2 separate regions of the Homo sapiens genome follow, and region 2 is linked to region 1. Evidence: chromatin contacts called from ENCODE Hi-C data. All regions are on one chromosome and are shown on one strand. The core of a region is the stretch at or near the end of the contact, and the rest is flanking DNA. Distances in the headings are between cores, read along the strand shown.

Evidence for each region. A loop is a pair of places that touch in the nucleus more often than their neighbours do. Pooled maps may share reads with other maps.
Region 2: a map of aorta shows a loop between it and region 1 (2.3-fold over the local background). The contact joins two enhancer-like sites. A Hi-C loop is called at or near these places in 3 of 168 maps with a recorded cell type or tissue (HepG2, Panc1 and aorta), 2 of 37 single-sample maps with no recorded cell type and 3 of 50 pooled maps.

Annotation. Positions count from the first base shown.
Region 1 is chr6:2,223,428-2,229,266 of GRCh38, forward strand. The region is part of intron 1 of GMDS (GDP-mannose 4,6-dehydratase); the gene reads right to left. Among named protein-coding and RNA genes, the nearest start is that of GMDS, 19 kb to the right of the region's middle. RefSeq lists a silencer at 3,328-3,622. Within about 2 kb of position 2,389, at least 5 of the 41 ENCODE cell types and tissues checked have a DNase peak (open chromatin) inside an H3K27ac peak, as active enhancers do.
Region 2 is chr6:2,439,953-2,445,791 of GRCh38, forward strand. No RefSeq gene overlaps it. Among named protein-coding and RNA genes, the nearest start is that of LINC02521, 190 kb to the right of the region's middle. Within about 2 kb of position 2,204, at least 2 of the 41 ENCODE cell types and tissues checked have a DNase peak (open chromatin) inside an H3K27ac peak, as active enhancers do.

The DNA of each region.
Region 1 (5,839 bases), core at 1,139-3,638:
GATGGTCACTCCAGCTAAAACTCACTGGCAGCAAATGAATGGAAAAAAAAAAGACTGGAAGCAGAAGACCAGGTAGGAGGTTACTATAACAGCCCAGGCAGGACAAGGTAACTGATGTGGGCAAGGAAAGGACAAGAGATGACACCGCTACCAAAGCTATGCTAGTGGGGTAAAATCAGCAGGACCTGCTGGTGAAGACATGAGGAGTGAGGGGAAAGGAGGACGATAGGATGACTCCAAGATTTCTGACTTTGGCTCCCAAATGGATTGTGGTCCTGCTTTGAAATAGGGTGGGGAAAAACACAGAGATGATAGAAGGGAGGGACATGTGGAGTAGGAGATGTCTATGAAATACCTACATGGAAATGTTGAGGCATTTGGAACTCAGGGTCTGGAACTCAGGAAACAAATCTGGACTGGAGACAAGGCTTTGGGATTCACAAGGGAAGAGTGACTGCAGTTGTAGACATAGAAAGTGAACAAAGTAGGAGAGAGTCAGGAATGGTATGTTAAGACACACTAACCTGCAAGGGTGGGCAGAACAATGCACTGACAAAGAGGTACAAGGAAAACCAGCAGAGGAGGGAAAATCAAGAGGAAAAGTGACAGTGATAACACACGCCAACAAAGCAAGTAAGACAAGGACTGAAGTTGCAGGGTTTAGCCGTGAAAGGTAATTTAGAAGATCTTATATAACAACAGTTTAGGGTAGGATGGGGAAAGCAACCAAATATAATGAGTTGAACAGTCCTTAAGAGATAAGAAAATGGACATAGTGACTGAAGCCACTGGGCTGTGAAACAAAGGCTGGGGGAATAATGAGAAAGATACTGACAGCCCGTTGTGGAACCCTAGAAATTATCCACCCTTATTGACACAGGTGTTGGGTTACTGTGCTTCATCTTTAATTCAGCTCTGTTGCAGGGATCCCTAATGCAGAACACTGACCACAGGGCCACAATGACTTCTGGACATTAGACTCAGACAACTTGGCATTTTCAGTTTGGTGATGATGTTGGAAACTGTTTTCAATTTGCAACCTAATTGCTTCCCAAATAAAGATCTCAATGATGCTTCTCATAGGAGAAATACATATATTCTAAAGAGTGCACTGAGTAGTTTTTAGCTATTTTACATATAATTTTATAGTTATAGGAGCGAAGATCAGTGATCAGAAATATTTTATGTACAAGTTTGGTATTATGTCTCAGAGAAAAAAAATCATAAGTATAGCATTTGTTAATGAACACCAAGTACCTTCATAAAAACATGTTTATTTGAACATGCAAATAAGAGTTAGTTGTTTACTCTCATCAAAATTATAGCGTGTCTTCAGGAAAAGAATTCTAGGTCAAAGCAGACTAATGTTCAGGACAGCCAAGAGTAAAACATTAATGAATATTTATTAATATTATGTGCCAGACACTGTGTCCTTCAACCCTCACCTATGGCTAGTACCATTATCCTCACTTTACAAAAGAGAAAACTGAGGCACAGAGAGGCTGAATAATTACTTGAAAGTCACAGAACTGAGAACTGGCAGAGAGGAGATTTGAACGCACGTACGTCCACACGATGTCAGACGCTACCTGAGATGAACAGTAAGCCTTGGCCGGGCATGGTGGCTCAGGCCTGTAACCTCAGCACTTTGGGAAGCCGAGGTGGGTGGATCGCTTGGGCCCAGGAATTCAAGACCAGCCTGGGCAACATGGTGAAACCTCGTTTCTATAAAAAATACAAAAAAAAAAAAAAATTAGCTGGGCATGGTAGTGCACAACTGTGGTCCCAGCTACTCGGGAGGCTGAGGCAGAAGTATTGTCTGAGCTGGGGAGGTCAAGGCTTCAGTAAGCCAAGACTGCACCACCGCACTCCATCCTGAGTAACCAAGCAAGACCCTGTCTCAATAAATAAACAAACAAACAAATAAATAAGCCTTTATCCTATGATCTCATTAAAGACAGAGGTGCCCCCTAACTTGCCCTTTAACTTGCAGTCTTGATCCCTGCAACAAAGCTGAACTAAAGATGAAGTGCAATACCAAACTGCTCCCTAACTTGTACCTTCTCCTGCTCCTATGCCACAGCTCTCTTCCATAAGTTCATTCTGAAGAGTCCTAGGCTGTTCTATGCAAATGACGAATCATTTGCCAACCCTTAGATTTTCCGGCTTGCATCCGGATCAGTGTGTTGGCTGTAAACCAACCAACACAGATGATCAATATTACAGCACAAAGGAAGTAAAAAGCCTTTGTGATTATCCAGTAAGCTAGGGATCAGAAAAGAATGATTGCAAAATCCTAACGTACAGTAGAATAAGGAAATGTTTCCAGGTATTTGTCAGAAAAGGGCCAGCTTCCATCTGGACCATGACCTACAAACAACATTAATGCTCCTAACAGAACTATTTAAATAAGATTCCACTGTTTGTTCTCTGAAATCTCCTGGGACACAATGACTACCTAGAAGGTAATCAGACCTCGACCACAGGAGAGCCAAGGACTGCCATTCCAGCTTTCCTGCCATTCTCACTTCCTGGCAGGTGAACTCTGCTCCCATTCCAGCCCCTGAAAGCCTAACCTAAGAAAAGAAAAAAAGAGAGAGGAATAGAAAAGAAAAAACTGTGAAAAGAAAGAAATGAAATAGAGGCAGAAAACAAAGAGGAGGGAGAAAGGAAACAATTACACTAGAGGTAGTTTCTGCTAGACCAACACTGAGCCAGGCCATCCCAGTTTTCACTCTCTTCTGGACACTCACCAACAATATACTTTAATTTTGTCAAAACTGCCTTTGGGTGAGGCATCCTGATTCCTGGGTAGAAATAACATGAAACCCGTGAAGTCAGAGACTCTTCTATAGTAGAGACCCAGAATGCAGTTCACTAATTTTGAAAGAATTTGTCAGAGCTGTAGGAGACCTGTGAGATCATGATTGCTGTTCCCATCTAAGAGTTAGATTCTGCCTATGATAACTGTCCATAAGGGCAACATTCCAACTAAATTTTCGCATTACTGTGTGCTACAATTAATTTTTTTAATCCAGTTAATAAAGTGCTTTCACAGAGTATATCATTAACAAAAGTTAATCGATAAATACTCCAGAGCAATAGCCCCAACAACAGAGATATTATAACCCTCCTATCAGAATACACAGAAATGGAATATGAGTATCTGGAAATGCAAACTTCAGCAAACATCACAGGAATTTTTTTAAGTGTTTGCATATAACATGTCAAAAACTAATGAACTCTGATTCTACTAGCATTTACTCTCCTAAATTCTATCACTCAAAATAATATGAAACCATTAAAAACACCTAACATGTGAACTAAAATATACACACAAATGTCTATGACAATCATAATAGGAGGTGCTAAGCTGGTTAACTAACAAGATCTCTTGAGGCTGGGATTTTCCTCACCCTAGACCCCCAGATGCATTCATCCCTGGAGTCCCTCGTACTCAATCAGTACTTGATGACTCTGAAAGAATCATCCAGGAATGATTCCAGATGGAATTTAAGTTCCATATCCAACTCAAGGCCAGTAACATTTGCTGAAAAGCAGTGAAGTCAATCAGTAACAAGTTAGTCAAAACAATGAAGAAAAGATAATGCAGGCAGTAATTACTTCTGAGTGGTGGGATTGCGGGTGTTGTTTTTTTTCCCCCTGAAACTTTATATCCTCCTATACTTCCAATTTTTCAATAGTGAACATTATTTTTACTATTCTGAATAAATGTTAAGGAAAAAAGTTTATGAAATATATATATTTCCATATATATGTCATATATATATATAAAATGTTTCAAGTCACTACTACGGTCCCCATAAATGAATGGTTCTCAACCACAACACCTCACTTTTCAAACACCTCAGAATGTTTCTAAAAACAGCCAGCTCCAAGTTCTACCCTAAGCCCACTGAACTGCATAGAAGAGCCAAGAGTTATTCAACCTGCCCAAGTAATTCTATTACACCACCAACATCAGAACCATGCTTTATGGATGCTTCAACTACAAATGGCAAGTTTCTTATCTTTGGAGAGGACTGAAATCAAAGGTCAGAACATCAACAAAAAAGCAAAGTATTCTTTTGGAACAAGCTCCATATCTAGAGAAACAGCTGATTCTAGTGAGAATTTCAGTAGTTCCTAGAGAGTGACTGTGGAAAAGGCAAGCACAGCAGGAGACACCTGAGATTGCACTGGATGCAGGGAGTGAGGTGCCAATTGTGGCTGGAACTATAGGAAGGAGCGGGCAGGCCAGAGCTGTTTCCCTGGGATTCCAGAACAGAAGGCTGTGCCACACAGAGGTCCCCTGGGTCACAATAGCAGCTGAATCTCAGTGGCCATGACAGCAAGGCAACAACGGGGCCAGCTCCCCAAGGTCCATGTAAGTGCAGCTGCCCAGGACTCCCCTTGCTGTCCAGACATAGGCTCTCCTACCTGCTTCCAACTTCAGTTCTGTGGCATTTCCAGGAAATATGGGTAGTTAACACATAACCATGCTCAATGAGAGCCAACCTGTGGCTGTGCGGCCCTTTCTCGGCACGTGGCCCAAGCCTGTGCTGGGTCTACGCAGTGAAGTACAAGGTAAAAAGAAGGCAAGCAGCTTCTTACACCTCCCTCCCAGTGCTGAACCTAGACAAAATGTACCCCTCTTAGCACCTTTAGGAACTTTTCCTAGAGAAACAAGAATGGCAGGCACCTATCTGAGTGTGCTTGGTTCCTCTTGGATATAAAGTGCAAGCCTGTGTCACCTTCTGTGTCACTCAGGATTAAACGTTTATGACATCCCACCACTGATCTAAAAGGATCCACTCACAGAGGAAAATGAAGACTGAAAAGCCAACACCAACACCACCCTTCTGTGCTTCTCAGCACTTCTGGGCCTTCACGTCCTCCTTTTCCTCCCCCACCTTTATAAGCACTCTCCTTTTCTTCAATATACACTCCAAACCCTCTCCGTCCCACCTTAAGTGATCTGCCTTGAGCTGAGCCCGTTTTTTAAACAGGTAAAACTGCTTTTAAGAGAAAGAAACATTTCTCCCATGCAGAGTACAATTAAGAAAGCATCCCTTCCCCATCCCCAGGGCAGCCATGCCTCCTTCCACCTAAGCTTGGTGAGCTTTGGAACTGGTGGTAAGAACTGATCCAAAGTGTGTGCTTTAACAAATCCTTCCAAAGAAAACTTGGAAATCAGCTATTTAAACTTGGAGTCCACTTCTCTGTAGGAAGGGCATTCATTTGAACACAAATTTAGTTCCTGCGCCATAATGTGCAGTGTTAAGAGTAACCCTGAACAATGCATTTGCTGCATGGAATAGCTTTCTCAGTACAACTGTGTAGTGCTGTAGAGCTCCCTTTTTGCCCCTGGAATTAGCCCCAATACCCCCCGTTGACAGCTTCAACAAGTGGGATCCAGGTATGACATCTGAGAAGTGAGTAAAATAAGGCTCCAGTCGACAATGGGGCAATGGAAGTGGCCAGGCAGCCAGGCTCTGGGCAGCAACCACACCAGAGGCTAGCTCCTGGAGGCAAACTCTATGATTGATGTGATGAAGTGGGGAAAGGGAAGGGGAAGAAGACAGGAAAAGCAAGAGTCCCTGAAGCAAACTTCTAGTGGTGGGGGTCTCCCGTGGCTCCACTTTTCCCCAGGGCTTCACTGCAGATGGGGTGAGAGAGGGCATCAGCCAATCACTGTCCAGAGGTAGGACACTGCCCGCATCCAGTCTGGTATACAAGAAAAACCAAAGTGATCCTCCAGGATAACAATGTTCTCATTTCCAGAAGATCATTACGCAAGGCACTTTCTTTCGTCCTAGTACAGATAAGGGTGGTTCAA
Region 2 (5,839 bases), core at 954-3,453, 220 kb after region 1:
CTGCACACGAATGAATGTGATTCTAATCAGCACACAAAGGACTTTGAGAACTGAAGTAACAGACAGACCACCGTCTAGGGTCCAGGCAGTCACTGAGTAGCACATTTGTGGACATAGGTAAACAACACTGCAAAGGCCCTGAAAATTGAACTGACCTTGAAACCACAGACCAAAGATGGCGGGTTGGAACTTAAGCCTGAACCTACCTGGATTTTATTGTCTGCTAAGACAAAAATACCAACATTTCCCATAGGATTTAAACAAGACCCCATTCATAACATAATAGTCAAACTGTCTAGGACACAACCCAAAATTACTTGGCATGGGAAGAATTAGACAAATCTCAACTCAGATGGCAAAAAGCAATCAACAGACACTATTAAGATGACACAGACTTTGGAATTAAATGACAAAGATATTAGAGGCACTATTATTAATATTAAAATGTTCTAAAAAGCAATTGTGGACACTCTTAAAATAGATGGAAAGATAACTTTAGTTACCCCACTCTGCCGAACTAAAAAATAAAATAACTGGAATTTAAAAACAAACTCACTGGGTGAGCTTATTTTCCTTTGTTTTTAATGTATTTAACTGTAATTTTATAACTGATTTTTTAACAATTACATTTTTAACACCTGTTTGCCAATTCCTAAAAATTTAAAAACAGCTCTCATGAACTGGTACAAGCTAGTTTTATAACACAACTGACATCCACCATGAATGGTCTATTGTAATGAACAGTAAATATCCCACATTGCAGGACTCCTTAGAGAATTGAATATAGAAATAGACACTGTTAAACACCATGTGAGAGATGAACATGCATTTCTGAACATAGTTAACTTATGGTCCAGGGAAGATACTTTTGGAAATGTTGATGTAAATGAACAATTCAACACTAGGTGCTCTGATTCTTTTGACTACATTTTATTCTCTCTCTTGCTCCATAGCCACCTACACTCTTACTTTCACCCTGACAATCTGTTTTGCTGTCTTTGTCTTCTTTCTACCTCTCCCCTGAAACTCATCTCTTGGACAAAGGAAGCCCTCATTATTATTATTATTTCATAGACAGCAGCCAAGTTTAAAATCTGGACTTATGGGTAGGAATTTTGGAAAGGCTGTAATTTCTTTCTTAGTTGGTGAAAAGGGGCTTTTGCCATTATTCTTTCCCAGACTTCTTATAAGACTTACACCATCAAAATTGTCTCTCACAACATTCATACTCTTTGCAGCTTTTAAATCATAGAGAAGATGGAGACTGTCTGAGGAGCTTGGCCAGGCCAGCCTCTGGGATACCGTTTGACATCAGCTCCCTTTTTGGTGGTCATATGCATGTGATTTGTCCCCACATCCCCATCTGTGCTGACCTTCCTCCCACCACTTACTTACTGGGGCTCTCGGCCCTTGTTAACAAGAGTAGGAGCAGCCAAATAGTTAGGGATGATGTGATTTCCCCCTTCACTCTCAGATGGACGATAGATCACAGACTCGCTATCATCAGCATCCCTGGATCTCGTTTGGGAAACACTCCTTTTTATGACTTTAGACTACGTTTATGTCAATGAAAATCATCCCCAAGCTACAGGAATTTGACTCAATAGCTAATTTCTCTTAATTTGCCCACAGCTGTTTTACCTGTGTTGACAATTTTCCTAAAGAAAAATGTTACCCCTTGTGGAGTTAAAGCCTTTTTCAATTTTGCCAGCATGTCAGAAATAAATGGCGTGCTAGTGCAAAGTTGCTTTTCAGTGAACCATGATCTTGCCAAAGCTGCATGTCCTCCCACTACATCATGGCTGTGAAAGGGAACTTTTAAAGCAGGTGGTGCCTGAGGTTTAAGGCTGGCTGGAGACAAAAACAAATGGAGGAGGCAACTGTTTTGAAAAACTACAACTCCCGTGTGGAAGCCCCATTTGGGAATCAACGTTTTAACCTACAGTGGTTGAAATACTTAATTAGATTCAAAGTAGAAGCTGGCTGCCACAAGACACCATCTCACCATTCCTTTATGAGCCCTTTAAAGTTGTAACTCAAACTTTTGCAAGTCAGTTTTAAGGCAGATTTGTTGACACACTTGTGGATGGCCAAAGTCAGGCTGTTGGTTTGCTTATTCAAAAGAATGGAAATTGTCTCTATGTACACGGTAACAGGGCTGTGATTCATAATCACTGCCTCTCAATGTTATGCTTTATTTCTCTTCCAGAAATAGCAATACACTTTCTTTCTTTAGACATTCTAGGTGTTTTGGAATACATAGATTTGTTTACTTTTTTACTACTTCTAAGATTGCTGGTCTCATTAGTGGAATGAAGAAATTCAAGTTGAGTGTTATCCTTCCTTGCATCTCTAACTCCTGAGGCAGAGCTGGTTGGGCAAATGTCAGGAAGTGAATGAGTGAGTGATGATGGTAATGGGTGAAGTCGTGTTTATGGTCATATACAGGGCTGAGTACCAAAGGTCAACATTTCCTTTCAGTCAGTAATAGGCTCACTGCTGTTAGATAACAACTAATATTTTCAGGGGAAAAAAGTCAGCTTAGAAATGAAGATTTATCTTTCCCCACCCAATCCCAGAAAATGATTTTGTATTTATTTTGATCTAGGCCCATTGTTTTTGGCTGTGATTCAAGAAAAGTAGAACAACCCTCTTTCCAAGTGGGAATTTGGGGGCTGCTATCTTTCTCTATATTTTTAAATCCTCAAAATCAGTAGGGGTAATACTGCCCCCAGATGAATAAAAATTGGTTCTTAAGGGGTGTGTTTTAAAAATCCTTTTTATATATAAGTCACAGATATACATATATGTAGTACATAAACACTATATCTGTGATATTAGAATCATACGGGGGATTGATTAGGGAAGATGTCTAAAAAGGGTTCCTTGGCGGAGGGGTGGTAATGAGTAAAAGATTGAGAAACGCTGTTCTAAATGGTCACTTTTTTTATAACTTGCTATTTGTAACACTAAGCATAGTTTCAAAGTCCCTGATTCCATTTACTCATAAAGAGATCCCGTAGGTTGGACAGGGTAGAAATAACAGGTATATCAACTATTCCAATTATGTATTTGCTAATCTTTTTTTTCTTTTCTTTTCTTTTTTTTCTTTTGAGACAGTCCCAGCCTGGAGTGTGGCAGCACAACCTTGGCTCACTGCAACCTATGCCTCCTGGGTTCAAACGATTCTCCTGCCTCAGCCTCCCAAGTAGCTGGGACTACAGGCAAGTGCCACCACACCTGGCTAATTTTTTGTATTTTTAGTAGAGACGGGGTTTTATCTTGTTGACCAGGTTGGTCTCGAACTCCTGACCTCAAGAGATCTGCCTGCCTCAGCCTCCTGAAGTGTTGGGATTACAGGTGTGAGCTATGGCACCTGGCCTATTTGTCAATCTTAATGGCCAAAACGTAACTATGTTATTTCAAATAGCTTCAGTGTTGCTATTAATTTACAGATTTATATCATGCCTATGTTTACATTGGTATGTTAGCTACGTAAATATACTCCCATTACAATTAATAAAATTGATATAATCTTTTTGAGGAAGAAAGAATTTTTAAGAAAGAATGATCATTCATTTTAGACAATATTTGGCCCAACACAATAATAGATAGTTAATTTGTGATCAGTTAATAATTAAGTTCTCTTTATTATAAAAATGTCATGCTGACATATGTGATTAAAACTTCTTGGATAGAATCTATTGCTGCTGTTATTGCTGAGGTAAGAACTAAGGGAAATCTTCCCTTTCATGTGTAAAGAGTTATATCCCCTTTTAATCTGTGATATCAGCATTTGTCCAAAAGCAGTTCTGTTTTCCAAAGATGATCATCCAGGCTAGGCATTAGAAAAACAGAAAAATCTATTAAAAAGAAAACATAAATCTGAGCTGTGTATTTGAAATAAAGAAGCTAGCACTTTCCAAAGTAAATGAAACAGGGTTTATCTTATTTTTCTCAGAAAAGGAAGGTTTGAAGCTAACCCATTTATGATTTCAAAGTCATGAACGGATTGGTGAAATAGTGATGGATCCAGTGTATATTTTATAGTAGCATGGAATTTAAAAAATAGGAACTCCTACAATATTATTTCATCCAAAGCATAATAAATAGAGAGAGTAGGGTCATTGGAGTCGATGATTTAAACAAATACCGTAGCTCAAGAGGCACCTAACATTGTGTGGAAAAAGTTGAAAAATGGCATTCGTCTGCTGGTGTTTTAAACACACTCCTCCTTCACGATTAACATGAAGATAAACCAAGTGAGGCCAGCTTTGCATTTTTCTTTTGGGTCAAAGGAAGTCACTAAGATATAATTTCATGTCCTACTCTGAAAATTTGGGGCTTAGTGTTATCATGATTTAGGCCATGTTTTTCATGGATTATACTGAGAAAGAAAAGTTGCTACAGTGCTCAGACCATTTAATTCCTTAGGAAAGTAACGTGATAGTTTCTCATGCCTCACATGAAGTCCACGCTGGGGAAAGGTGACCTTCTGAGTGCAAACCCCGTCCTGAGGTGTGGGGTCTTAAGGTGCCCATACTATTCAGTTTGCGAGTAGGGAGAGTAGATGCTAAGTTAGTTGTTAAGTGAATAAATCAGACTGTGAACTTCTCTTGGACAGGAACTGTGATTTTCTTGATGTAAAGGGGCATCAAGAAGGAGGAGGAGCTGGGCACGGTGGCTCATGCCTGTAATCCCAGCACTTTGGGAGGCCGAGGTGGGCGGATCACGAGGTCTGGAGATCGAGACAATCCTGATTAACACGGTGAAACCCCATCTCTACTAAAAATACAAAAAATTAGCTGGGCGTGGTGGCGGGCGCCTGTAGTCCCAGCTACTCGGGAGGCTGAGGCAGGAGAATAGCTTGAACCCGGGAGGTGGAGCTTGCAGTGAGCCGAGATTGCACTACTGCACTCCAGCCTGGGTGACAGAGCAAGACTCTGTCTCAAAAAAAAAAAAAGGAAGGAGGAGGAAAATATGCTGTTAGGTTGGTGGAAAAGTAATTGAGGTTTTTGCCATTTAAAAGTAATGGCAAAAGTTTTAATGGCAAAAACCGCAATTACTTATGATCTATAGACAGGAGATGAGGCGAACAAAGTTCACATCCTTCAAAGTCATCCTAGAGTCATTCCAGAGGGCTGTAGACTTTGGCCCAAACCTTTAAACCTGCCTCAGTTTCTATTTATGTCAGATAAAACTTACTTCTGTGCCATCTTTTTCTTTCAGGAAATGATTGATCCAGAAGGGTTTTGCAAATGACTTAATAGCTTTTAGACTTGTTTCTTTGTCAATAAATGGGGACACCAATAGTTACTTTCATGTTTCTTCATAAAACATGTAGAACGTGCTCAGCATATAGTGGGTGATCATGTAAGTAGGAACTCTCTATTAGGGTTCAACTGAAACCAAAAGTTGCTGTGTGAAGATAGAATTGAGACCACCCATGTCAACATGATTTGTTTGTTCATGGGACACTTTGCCCAGGGGAGATAAGGTTGAAAATCAAAAATTATTTTCACTGTTTGCTTCAGGAAATTTCTTCAGTCAATTTATTGGAGAAAATAGCCTGCTCACCAAGGCAAACAGCTTGCTTATTTAAAAAACAGTGAACTTACCCACACTCACTTCGAGACAGTCATTTTGATGCATCCACCAATCCCAAATGCCCAGTCCCTATCATTCCTTACCTTGGAATACCTGCCTTAAACAACTCGAGCCCAGAGCCCAAAGTCAGAAGGCTCCACTGCTGGCTTTGTTCTTCTGAGACTCTGCTAAGATTCCGTTAAGGTGATGTTGTCTCTTCCTGCAATGAGCTCAAATAAACTTAATTTTGCTT